Linked DNA regions of Homo sapiens: regions 1 and 3 are each linked to region 2. Evidence: read pairs that join two places in POLR2A ChIA-PET (ENCODE). Cell type or tissue: PC-9. All regions are shown on one strand.

Region 1 (4,000 bases), 170 kb after region 2:
TATGTACATATAACATTTCCTATACTCTGTTAGTGGTATTAGAGGCCAAATTGTTAAAATTAATCATATAACTAGAATGAAACTGAGAAGGTTTGGGATACAGAAAAGCATTCCCTCTATTTTCTCACCTAATTTTTAAATTTAACTGTTAAAATAAAACTGTGCTTTTCTCCATCAATTAATTTTTTTCCTGGTTCCGTTACTTAGAGTAAAATCTGTGACCCAGCTATTGCCTAAAACTTTATCTGAGAAAATGTCCCATTTGCCTGTTTTCCTGCAGCTCCAACCCAGTTCTCTCCAGAAACCTAGGACAGGTTACTCAGTAGGAGTTATTGGGGAAGAAAAATAATTTATTCTTCAGTCCTCATAAGTTCTTAGTTGGAACAGATCCCTGTAACAAAAGATTAATGAGAGAAATCAAACAAGTTTATGAACATGTATAATTCATATATACATGGGAGATACTCCAGAAGTGCTCATTTAAGAAGGGGTTTGAATTCCAGCTTATACAGCATCTACAACAAAGAATGGTGCATTTTTAGAGAAGTGACAGGGCAGAGGGAAGGACTTTGAGTAGGTAAGGGCAGTAGCTTGTGGAAAGGCATTTCCACAGCCCTGGAAAATCTCCCAGCATCTGGATTCTCATTAATGCTTGTTAATGGCTGGTGTCCATCTCCAGGCCCATCAGGGTCTAAAGTTGTCTTCAGTCATTAACCTTTGTTCTTCCTGGTAGAAGGGGGAGTAGAATATTTTTTGTCTTTATAAATTTATGTCCTGATTTTAGGCAAATAGAGGGAAGGCAGAGAGCTTTCTTGCCTCTGCTTCTTCTTAATTACCTTCAGCTCAACAATGCTTTTACCAAAGAGGCAGATTTGAGGGTGGCATATTCAGGGGTCCCATAGTCTTCTGCTAGCCTTTGTGAAAATGCTAGGAGCACCTTTAGGAATATCCTCTTTCTTCAAGCAGATTCTAGCTCTTCACCTAGTTTTTCTGTTTGAAAATCCACCAAACCCCACTCCCTTTCTTTCTTTCTGGCAGTAATTAGGCCGAGACCTTAATCAATACCCGATCAGAATAGTTTCAGTCTCCTTATAGTTTTAATAGCTACCATCAGTCTCAAATCGTATGATTTTAAATATTTTGAAAAGAAGAGAAAAATATTTCCTGAAGCATGTATATAGAAATGTGAAGTAAGATTTTTCACACAACCCATGATCTCTTTCTTCTTGTAAACATTCAGAAAGATGTCAGTTTTCATCAGTTTTGAGAAGTGGAAAGGATTTAAAAATCCAAACAATCTTATTTCATTGAAAGCCACCTAATTTTCTTCTCTCAGTGAATGAGAAGTCTGATTGGGTCATCTCTAGTTTAAAGTGGACCTTCCTGATTAAATTCACTGTCATCTCAAACATGTGTAGAATCCACTCTGCAAAAAAAAACAGCTGTTAGAAAACTTAAAATAATTCTACTTTTCTTTTTACAAATAAATGCAAAATAATTCTACCTTTTTTTCGATTTCTCTTCAAAGGCAATTCTTTTTATTATTTTTTTGTTTTGTTTATTGCTACCTGTTTCCTATACTTATCACATGCTTTCTCAATGGAGGCAGTATTGCTACCAAGAGGACCAACATTGGTTCTTGGGAGGCAAAAAAAAAGTTACTCTTTTTCTGTATAAAGAACAAATATACATATGGTACATAAACAGATAGTATATTTGTGGTATTAAACTTTCATGGCAGGCAATTAAAACAAATTCCAGCAAAGATTCCGTGGTTGCGGGGGGTGGGGGGCAATAATGAAAGAAAGGTTGGTCCGATATTATCAGATCTTATCATTGGTCTTTCTTCCCTCCTCTACACTTTTCCCATCTTTTCAACTTGACTTTTGTTACTTTGCTTGGTTCCACTTATATTTTCCAGATCTGTCTAGAATTCTTTTCCTGATCTTTCCAGTTTTGCTCCAACCCATCCCTGATGTTCCCACATTCTCATTCAATGACCTGTCTCCTCCTCACCAAACCACTCATCTCTTCTTTTAGCTATGCCTCTTTTGAAGGGTTAAGTGTGTCTGCCCCCTCTTGGTTCTGCAGGTCAGCCTTGTCATTGTCCTTATGTGGGGACCCTCCCCATGTGGAGTTAGCCAAGGAGCAGGACTGGGAGGTATTCTTTCCAACCAAAGCTGTGCTGTGTTTCAGGATGTGAAGAGATTGAATTCAGCCAACTCATCTTCAAAGAAGACTTCCTCCATGACAGCTACTTTGGGGGCCGCCTGCGTGGTCAGATCGCCACGGAGGAGCTGCACTTTGGAGAAGGGGTTCACCGCAAAGCCTTCCGCAGCACAGTGATGCACGGCCTCATGCCTGTCTTCAAACCTGGCCATGCCTGTGTGCTTAAGGTGCACAATGCCATTGCCTATGGGACCAGAAATAATGATGAGCTCATCCAAAGGAACTACAAACTCGCTGCCCAGGTGGGTCCATCTGCCCAAAGGCTGTCACTTCTGGTGTGAGAACCACCCATGATAAGACGAGATGAAAATCAGACTCAGGATTGATGGGAATATCTTCAAAAGGGTGTTTTTCCTCTTTTGGGGTTTCAATTCAATCTCAATGCTGGGGATCACTTCTCAATTCTCGGGAGTAATTTCTTGGCCTTATGCCAGCTACTGGGGACTCAGCCAATGCCTAGAGACACCTCACCAGTTCTAACCCGAGATATAATTGATTTTGTTTCTAAGAAGCCCTATGACATCCCTGGCGGTTTGAGTCTACTTGGACCTAGGATGATATGGAAAGTGGGGGTTCTAAGCTACACTAGATGCCAGGGTCTCCAGGAACAGATAACATCAGCACTAGTTGCTGGAGTGTTTTGTTTGGTTTTGTTTTGTGGAGAGGGAGAGGGGTGGGGTATACCCAGAAGGGTCAGCATTGGTCTTGTTTTCTGCCTTCCTGAGTTTGGTTTAATGGTAGTGTATAAAATATAGGAAGAGAGACAGACCCAAGTCTCTAGCTGAGTTCCCACTTCTCTGTGTTATTGAGTCATAGAACTCGAGGTGAGAGGATAGGGCAGGAGAGCCTTAGCTTCTCTCGCTCCTTCCTCCTCCTATCCACATATTTGGTCCATATATTTCACTCCGTCTTTTTTTTTTTTTCTTTTTTGAGACAGTGTCTCACTCTTTCCCCCAGGCTGGAGTACAGTGGCATGATCACGGCTCCACAGCAGTCTCGGCCTCCTGGCCTTAAGCAACCCTCCTGCCTCAGCCTCCCAAGTAGCTAGGACTACAGGCGCATGCCATCACGCCCAACTAATTTTTATTTTTTTTTTCAGAGACAGGGTCTCCCTATGTTGCCCAGGCTGGTCTTGACCTCCTGGAGGGTTCCAAGTGATCCTCCTGCCTCTGCCTCCCAAAGTGCTGGGATTACAGGCATGAATCACCACACCTGGTCCACATATTTCACTGTTTACACCGGCACTGGTGTAGCTGTCAAGAAAGTTGGGTCTTTCACCAGCTCTGTGCCCCTTTAAAATGTTTACCATAAACATCTAAAACAATTAAAACATTTAAAATATTAAAATCCATAGGTTAAACTTAGATGAATCTCTCAGGTACAGTCAAGCATTAAGCATCGTGATCCTGCGGCACTGCCACGTGGGACTTTGTGCTTCTGAAGGCAGCCTTGCTCTCTGAATATAGTGTTCTGCCCATTGTATTCCTTTCTTCTCCCAATCCACTCTGCTTTTTTCTTTTCTCTCTCAGTATTCCCTCCATCTCAAATATGACACAGTCTTGGAAAACCTCCCAGCATCTGGATTCTTGCTCAGAAAAGCCCCACAGCATAGGATGCAGAATCCACTTAGCTTTTCCTAAGGCAGAAATCCTGTGCTGTTCATTATTGACTACTCCAATTACACCTTTGAAAAGGGTTTGCAATGGCAGATCTCACAGGAAACCCAGTAGTGCCCCAAGTGCCACCTGATGACGTGATGAGGGGCCAGTCC
Region 2 (4,000 bases):
CCCCTAACAAGAGTCAGCCAGGCACTGACTTCTCTCTAGCTATCAAAGTTCTAGATGACATCTTCTTCCAATAGAAGGCTGTTTCATCTACACTGAAAAATCTGTTTATTATAGCCATTTTCTTTAATTATCTTAGCTAGATCTTTTATTGCTTTTTTGTTTTGAGACAAGGTCTGTCTCTGTTACCTAGGCTGGAGTGCAGTGTCATGATCTCGCTCACTGCAACCTCCGCCTTCCAGGTGTAAGCAATTCTCCCACCTCAGCCTCCCGAGTGGCTGGGACTACAGGCAGGTGCCACTGTGCCTGGCTAATTTTTTGTATTTTTTGCAAAGACGGGGTTTCACCATGTTGCCCAGGCTGGTATCAAACTCCTAAGCTCAAGCAATCCTCCTGCCCTGGCCTCCCAGAGTGGTGGGATTATAGACACCATGATCAATTACGAGCCACCATGCCTGGCATTAGCTAGATCTTCTGGATGACTTGCTGCAGCTTCTCCACTAGTACTTGCTGCTTCACTTTGCACTTTTATGTTACAGAGACAGCTTATTTCCTTAAACCTCATGAACCAACTTTTCTTCCGCAGCTTCCTCACCTCTCTGTCTTCACAGAAATGAGGCGAGTTAGGGCCTCACTCTGGATTAGGCTTTGGCTTAGGGGCATGCTGTGGCTGGTTTGATCTATCCAGACTACTATAACTTTCTCCATCTCAGCAATAAGGCTGTTTTGCTTTCTTATCATTCGTGTGTTCACTGAAGTAGCATTTTTAATTACCTTCAAGAACTTTTCTTCTGCATTCGCAACTTGGTTAACTGGCACAAGAGGCCTAGCTTTTCAGCCTATCTCAGCTTTTGATATGCCTTCCTCATTAAGTAAAATCAATTCTAGCTTTTGATTTAAAGTGAGAGACATGTGACTCTTCCTTTCACCTGAACACTTAGAGATCACTGTAGGGTTATTAATCAGCCTAATTTCAATATTGTTGTGTGTCACTGTTCTTTCACTTGAACACTTAGAGACGATTGTAGGGTTATTAATCAGCTTAATTTCAATATTGTTGTGTCTCAGGGAATAGGGAGGCCCAAAGAGGGAGTGGGGAGGTGGGAGAGGAAGAGGGACAGGGAGGGAGGGAGGGAGGGAGGGAGAGAGTGAGAGAGAGAGAGAGAGAGAGAGAGAGAGGAATGGCCAGTCGGTGGAGCAGTTGGAATACACATGACATTTATCAATTAAGCTCAACTTCTTATAGTGGCATAATTTGTGGCACCCCAAAACAATTATAATAGTTTTTTTTTCCTTTGCAATGCAAGGGCTCTTTATTGTCAGTGAGACCACCAGGCTAGATGAGCACTGAGGCTCCAGGGGGACCCCAGGCCCTCTTCAGTGGGAGAAGGCAAAGGTGGGTTTCGGGCCTCAGAATGGTCCTTGGCTCACGTAGCACCATGTAAATACAGAGCTAAAAACTTCCTGGATGTCTCCCACTGGAAACCAGTCAGCCCAACGCATTCCACAACCACCCTCTTTTTTTTTTTTTTTTTTTTTTTTTGAGACGGAGTCTCGCTCCGTCGCCCAGACTGGAGTGCAGTGGCGCGATCTTGGCTCACTGCAACCTCTATCTCCCAGGTTCAAGCAATTCTCCTGCCTCCATCTCCTGAGTAGCTGGGATTACAGGCACGTGCCACCATGCCTGGCTAATTTTTTGTTGTTTTTTTTTTTTGAGACGGAGTCTCGCTCTGTCACCCAGGCTGGAGTGCAGTGGCGCAATCTCGGCTCACGGCAAGCTCCGCCTCCCGGGTTCATGCCATTCTCCTGCCTCAGCCTCCTGAGTAGAGTAGCTGGGACTACAGGCGCCCGCCACTACGCCCAGCTAATTTTTTGTATTTTTAGTAAAGACGGGGTTTCACCACGTTAGCCAGGATGGTCTCGATCTCCTGACCTCGTGATCCACCCACCTCAGACTCCCAGTGTTGGGATTACAGGTGCGAGCCACTGGGCCCGGTCCCACCTTCTTTTTTATCACTGGGAGACACCAAAAATGCTGAGAGAGTAGCTGGCATGATTCCACCCAGACCAAACTCTTGCCACACTTGTTAAGAGGCCAGGTCTGTGGTGTTCTACTGTAACACCAGGAAATGGAATGCACGTCCGTCTGTGCATGTACTCTGCACAACCACGGGCTGCTCCGAGATCTTGGTGTCATTGCCACAGAGGAGCTGGGCCTGAGCCAGGGCAATGCCAAAAGCAAACAGGATCATCTTGGCCCACAGCTGATCTGGTTGAAGGCTATGTGGTTGCAAATCGGCTTTCTCCAGGAAGTGCAGGATATGGAGATAGGGGTAAGGATAGCCCTCCCAGAATCCTGTGTCATCTTTCACATCAGAAACATTGCATTCCTGAAGATCAGTAGTGGGGAGAGGGGACAGAAGGCCTCGAGAACATGATTTTTAGTAGCTTCAACCTCTTCTCTGGAGGAGATGGCGGGGGCAGAGGATCCTTGGCACTCAGCCGGCTCCACTAGAACCATGACCCTGAAGAACAGACACAATTCCAGGTGGTGGATAACGTGGAGTTTTGGGCACAAATCTGCCTGGCCAGAGAAGGATGCCTGAGAATCTGAGACTTACACAACTTTATCAGACTGTCCACAATGACCAGACAGCAGGCCTCTCTCCTGGGGCCGTACTCAGTACAGTGCCAGAGACAGGCATGAGAGATCAAATTCAGAAGACGCTCATCTTGGTTCTCTATGTGGTTCCTTGTATCATCAACAAGGCCAAGTACTTTCTCAGGAAGGCATTTTATTAACTTGGCCTCGGTAAGCCAGAGGGCCTGCTTGACACCCCTGAGAAGGCGGCAACGCTGGTGAAAGACATAGCAGGCCTGGTCTTTGTATGGTGGCTGCTCGTGAATGGAGCTTGAGCAGCAGAACTTTGGGTGCTTCGAGCCAGGGTCCCAGGGTCGTGAACGGGGTGAACAGAATTTTGGGTGTTTCTACCCAGGGTCCCAGGGCAGGAAGATCAGCGGTGGCAGCCCGGGCGTGAAGTACATCTCTCTCACAGAGGGGATGGGCTCCGGTCCAGGGATCTCGTACACTCCATCCAGGGGAGGAGGCTCTGGCTTCCACATGGAGTGCATGCCCCACTCACAGGCTCCACCTCTCGGGGCCCCGAAGCTCCCAAGGTTGAGCTGCCTGGAGCTAGTCAGTGCCTGCCTAGCGGCACCATACTGATCTGCCAACACCATACTGATCTGGTCTTAAGACCACCAACACCATACTGATCTGGTCTTAAGACCGCCACCTGGATGCCACCATCTTACCAGGCACCAACAATCACAGTAGTAACACCAAAGATCACCGATCACAGATCACCACGACAGATATAATGAAAAAGTTCGAAATATTGTAAGAGTTACCAAGGTGTGACACAGAGATATGAAGTAGGCACATGCTATTGGAAAAATGGCACTGACAGACTTGCTAGACACATGGGTGCCGCAAGCTTTCAACTTGCAGAAAGTGAAGTATCTGCAAAGTGCAATAAAGTGAAGCATAATAAAACAAAGTGTGCCTGTACTTAGAATAAAAAATCCAGATTCCTTACCATGGCTACAAAGTCCTCCACGAACTGCTCCTTTGGCCCCTCCGCTCTTCTCCAGGCTCACCAAGCTCCAGCCATACTGGGCCTCCTTCCTTCTATAAGCCAAGCTCTTTTCTGCCTTTCCACTTACCAGTCCTCTGCTGGGTTCTCCCCACAAGCTCCGCTTTGCCATCCCCCGCAACCGCCACCCCACTGGCTTCCACTATTCTACTGTTTCATGGCAGGCTCTTTCCTCATCATCCAGGTTTCTTACTAAAATATCACCAGCTTCTCTGGGAAATGTCTCTAAATTAGGTACCCTCCCACCCCCCAGTTATCTATTACATTCACCCAGTTCAGTGTCCTTCACTCTCTAAAATCCCTGTTTCTTACTGTCCGTCTTAGGTATTAAAATAGAAGCTCCATGA
Region 3 (4,000 bases), 380 kb before region 2:
TGTCAATATTTTTAGGGATTTCATCTTGGGCCAGTCAGAATCCCCAAAGAAGCAGCTGCCAACCTTCTGCCTGGAGGGTCAAGGCCTGTCTGGCAGGGATCGGGCAGCCTCCAGGATGCGGTATTCACACAGCCCTCACTCTTCTGTAGAATCCCCATCCTCCTGGCTTCCCTCAGCCTAGACATCCTGCTCTGTCCGCCTCTGAGCATCAAGCTTGTCCTTCTTCACATTTACAGATCTAGAAGCGTGACAAGGCTGAAGGTGGTAAAGACAAGGACTTTCTCCATGATGTCCGTCCCCCTCTTCAGCCATGCCCATCTTTCCCAGAAGTCCCCAGGGCACTTCTCCTTGTGTGTCATTGGTCAGAGCTGGGTCACATACCCAAACCCGCACCAGTCACTGGCAAAGAAAAAGAGGAGGCACATTATTGGTTTCTACCAAATATGATGATTTCCCTTGGTATGGGCACCTTGATAAGGGAACAACATCAGGGTTTGTGTAGTGAAAGAGGAAGGGGTGTAAATGTGAGTAGGCCACCAAAAGAGGCCGCCTCTCAGCATATACAAGCAGTATTGATTTAAATCCCACTTGGGGTCTAGGGACTAAAGTTCTAAAGGCTTCTCGTCCCTTCAAGGACCCTGGGGCCTCTCAACTTTGAGCTTTACTAGAAGTGTTACCAGCGGAGGGTGTCCAGGTTCTTGGTGTTTTGAACAAAGAATTGAACAAAATGCACAAACAAAGCAAGGAAAGAATGAAGCAACAAAAGCAGCGATTTATTGAAAATGAATGTAGACACCCCAAGGTGGGAGTGGCCTGAGCATAGGGCCTCAAGAGCCCCTTTACAGAATTTTCTGGGGTTTAAATACCTGCTCTAGGTATTTAAAATCCTAGTTCTTTGGGAGGCTGAGGGAGAAGAATCCCTTGAGGCCAGGAGTTGGAGACCAGCCTAGGCAACATAGTAAGACCCCATCTCTACCAAGAACTTAAAAAAATTAGCTGGGAGGTCAGGTGCGGTTGTTCACAACCTGTAATCCTAGCACTTTGGGAGGCCGAGGCGGGTGGATTGCTTGAGCCCAGGAGTTCGAGACCAGTCTGAGCAACATGACGAAACCCCATCTCTACAAAAAATACCAAAATTAGCCAGGCATGGTGGCACATGCCTGTAATCCTAGCTACTTGGGAGGCTGAGGCAGAAGGATTGCTTGAACCTGGGAAGCAGAGGTTGCAGTGAGCTGTGATCACACCACTACACTCCAGCACTCCAGCCTGGGCAACAGAGCCAGACCTTGTCTCAAAAAAAAAAAAAAAAAAAAAAAATTAGCTGGGTATGGCAGCACACACCTATAGGCCCAACTACTTGGGAGGCGGAGGCAGGAGGATCACTTGAGCCCAGGAGTTTGAGGCTGCAGTGTGATATTGCACTGCACCCCAGCCTGGGCAACAGAGCGAGACTCTGTCTCTAAAACAATAAAAATGAAAATAGAGAAAAAGCATGAGGTTCCATGGACCCATCACCCAGCTTCAAACATTAACCACATAGCCAGTCTTATTTCATCTATGCCAGTTCCACCCAATATTGTTTTGAGGCAAATATCAGATTTTATATCATTTTGTTCATAAATATTTTAGTATGCAACTAAAAGATAAGAGATATAAATGTATGTATATATATGTAGTAATATATAACTACAATACCATTATTACATAAAAAGTGCAATCAGCCCTTAATATCATCAAATCACCTAATCAGTATTTAAATTTCCAGGCTTATAAACATCATAATACTTTTTTACAATTTGTTTCAGAATCCAAATAAGGTATACACAATCTATAAATCTTAAACTTCCGGGGAATTCTAGATTGAAACAAACCCAGAACAAAACTGGATTTCTCTAACCCTGCCTTATGTTATATAAAATTACAACAGCAGGAGGGTTGGGTTTTTTCCCTTATAAAAAAGTCTTTCCAATGCTGTGTCAGTCATTAGCTAGTTACTTCCACGGGTCCCAGATTTCTGGCCTCATAACTGGAAGCATTTGGCAATTTGGCTGCAGAACGATGTTGGCATGTGAGTCATCTCCCACCGAAGTCCACCCATGTGGCAGTGTTACCCTGAAAATGCCACTGGTCCTCAACAGCTCCTTGGAGGCCTAACGAAGTGAGAGGGTTCAGGTGCCAAAGAAGCCACCAGGGGGCTCCCGAGGAACTCGATGAACTTCGGCGTTCACTGAAAAGCCAATTAGGCTGCCTTCTCACAGCGCGGCTGTTGAGCCTTGGCGCCCCACTCCCTCAGGTTGGCTTCTTCAGCAGAGGGACCAGACCTCAGGGAGATGAGGTCTCTCATCTCATCATCCTCAGGGAGATGATCCCCGTGGCTGGCTGGCAAGGCCAAGGTTAGCTGTCCGTGGCCATCAGAGTGTGTGAAACGTTCAGCCTTCCCCTCCCCACCCACATTGGTCATCTTTGCAAACGCACTGGACAGCAAAGAGCATCCTCAGATGTGGCGCATCCCACGCTAATAAGGACCTTGTAGCCTGCGGTTGTTAATACTTTAATGAGTAAGTACACAAAGAGCTTTATTATAAGCGATGGAATGGACTTAATTAATCCATAACTGTAGACAGTTAATGCATAATTATACACCTAGAAAAAACACACATCCGAGAGCCTGGATCCTAGCATCTCTGTTTGGCCTTGCGAGTCTCTCCTCATCTCTAGGTCTCATCGCTGCAAATTGAGGGGGTTGGGCTGGAAACCACTGGCTGAGGTCTCTTCCTTCTCTGTTAGTTTTTGTTGAGGCCCTATGTTGGTGCATAGGGATATCCATCTATCTAGGGCTGCTGTGACAAAGTACCAAAAACTGGGTGGCTTGAAACAACAGACATGAATTATCTCACAGTTCTGGAGGCCAGAAGTCCAAAATCGAGGTGTCCCACGGGGCCATGCTTTCTCGGGCAGCTCCAGGGCAGACTCTGTCCTTACCTCCCCCGGTTTCTGGGGTTTGCCTTGGTGTTCCTGGGTTTGCACATGACTGTCTTCTCCCTGGGTCTTCACATCGTCTTCCCTGTGTGTATGCCTGTCTCCGTGACCAAACTTCTGCTTATTATAAGGACACCAGTCATACTGGATTAGAATCTCCATCCCCAGTGACCTCGTTGGACTTCATTATCTCTATAAAGACCCTGGCTCCAAATAAGGCCACATTCTGAGGGAATGGGAGTTAGGACTTCAACAGAGCTTTTGGGGGAGGGGATACAATTCAGTCCAAAACAGGGACTATGGTGAAGAATAGGTGATATTTGAAAGGCCCTATAATGACAGACCCATGAAGTATGCATGCTAGCGGGTCATACCACTGAGGTTCTAGGATAAAGTTACAAGTCTGCAAAGACGCCATAATAACACATAAACAATTCTGTCGTGGGAAAGTGCATACTGCATGTTGTAATTTTACAGAGAAAAGTGAAGAGCATAACCCAAATGAGCTTCATAACCCAAATTACATTAAATGCACGACATTTAATCATTTCCTGTGATCATTGATACAGACAATCAAATGGAGTTTAAACCAAAAAGAAATCCAGTTTCTGTTGTTGTTGTTGTTGTTGTTTGCTAAAATGGTACAACAGAAGTTTATTATTGTGCTACTAAAAATTTAGAGAACTCTCTTACATCATAAGAACTAAGAACTCTTTCACATATTAAATGCAAAGAAAATGTATATATTAAACTTTCACAAAATGAGATTCACACCCCTTCTCGGGAATACAAGCATTCATCACCTAGATAAGGCCACCTCATCTTTGCTCGTCATTACCAACAAGGCCCATCCATTCTTTTGTGTTTTAACCAGAACATTCATGGCCCAGCAGGTGCTGCTTCAGTTCCTGACATGGTTTCTCAATGAACAGCGTCAGGGCCAGCCCAGTGACGAAGGTCAGCACACGGTGTCCAGAGAAAAGATAGAACTGGAGAGAAAGTGGGCAGGGTGAACACAGTT

The links. ChIA-PET counts read pairs that join two places held together with the same protein. Peaks named below come from ENCODE experiments on the same cell type or tissue, not always from the same donor. Only the 100,000 strongest peaks of a DNase experiment are listed, where the experiment ranks them.
Region 1: POLR2A ChIA-PET joins it to region 2 with 5 read pairs; 6 of 35 experiments call an interaction of 5 or more read pairs at or near these places.
Region 3: POLR2A ChIA-PET joins it to region 2 with 6 read pairs; 1 of 35 experiments calls an interaction of 5 or more read pairs at or near these places.

Annotation. Positions count from the first base shown.
Region 1 is chr18:58,515,379-58,519,378 of GRCh38, reverse strand. It overlaps ALPK2 (alpha kinase 2), which reads left to right. Exons shown (of 13, transcript NM_052947.4): 9 at 2,197-2,471. Among named protein-coding and RNA genes, the nearest start is that of ALPK2-AS1, 40 kb to the left of the region's middle. In PC-9, no CTCF peak of the experiment used is centred here; no DNase peak of the experiment used is centred here.
Region 2 is chr18:58,689,584-58,693,583 of GRCh38, reverse strand. All of the region lies in intron 2 of MALT1 (MALT1 paracaspase), which reads right to left. All of the region lies in intron 2 of LOC105372146 (a long non-coding RNA gene), which reads left to right. It also overlaps the pseudogene MRPL37P1. Among named protein-coding and RNA genes, the nearest start is that of MALT1-AS1, 20 kb to the right of the region's middle. In PC-9, no CTCF peak of the experiment used is centred here; a DNase peak (open chromatin) is centred at 2,153; H3K4me3 peaks cover 932 bases; H3K27ac peaks cover 2,013 bases.
Region 3 is chr18:59,068,809-59,072,808 of GRCh38, reverse strand. It overlaps the pseudogene OACYLP. Among named protein-coding and RNA genes, the nearest start is that of SEC11C, 69 kb to the left of the region's middle. In PC-9, CTCF peaks have their summits at 1,989 and 2,192 (motif pointing right); a DNase peak (open chromatin) is centred at 2,178.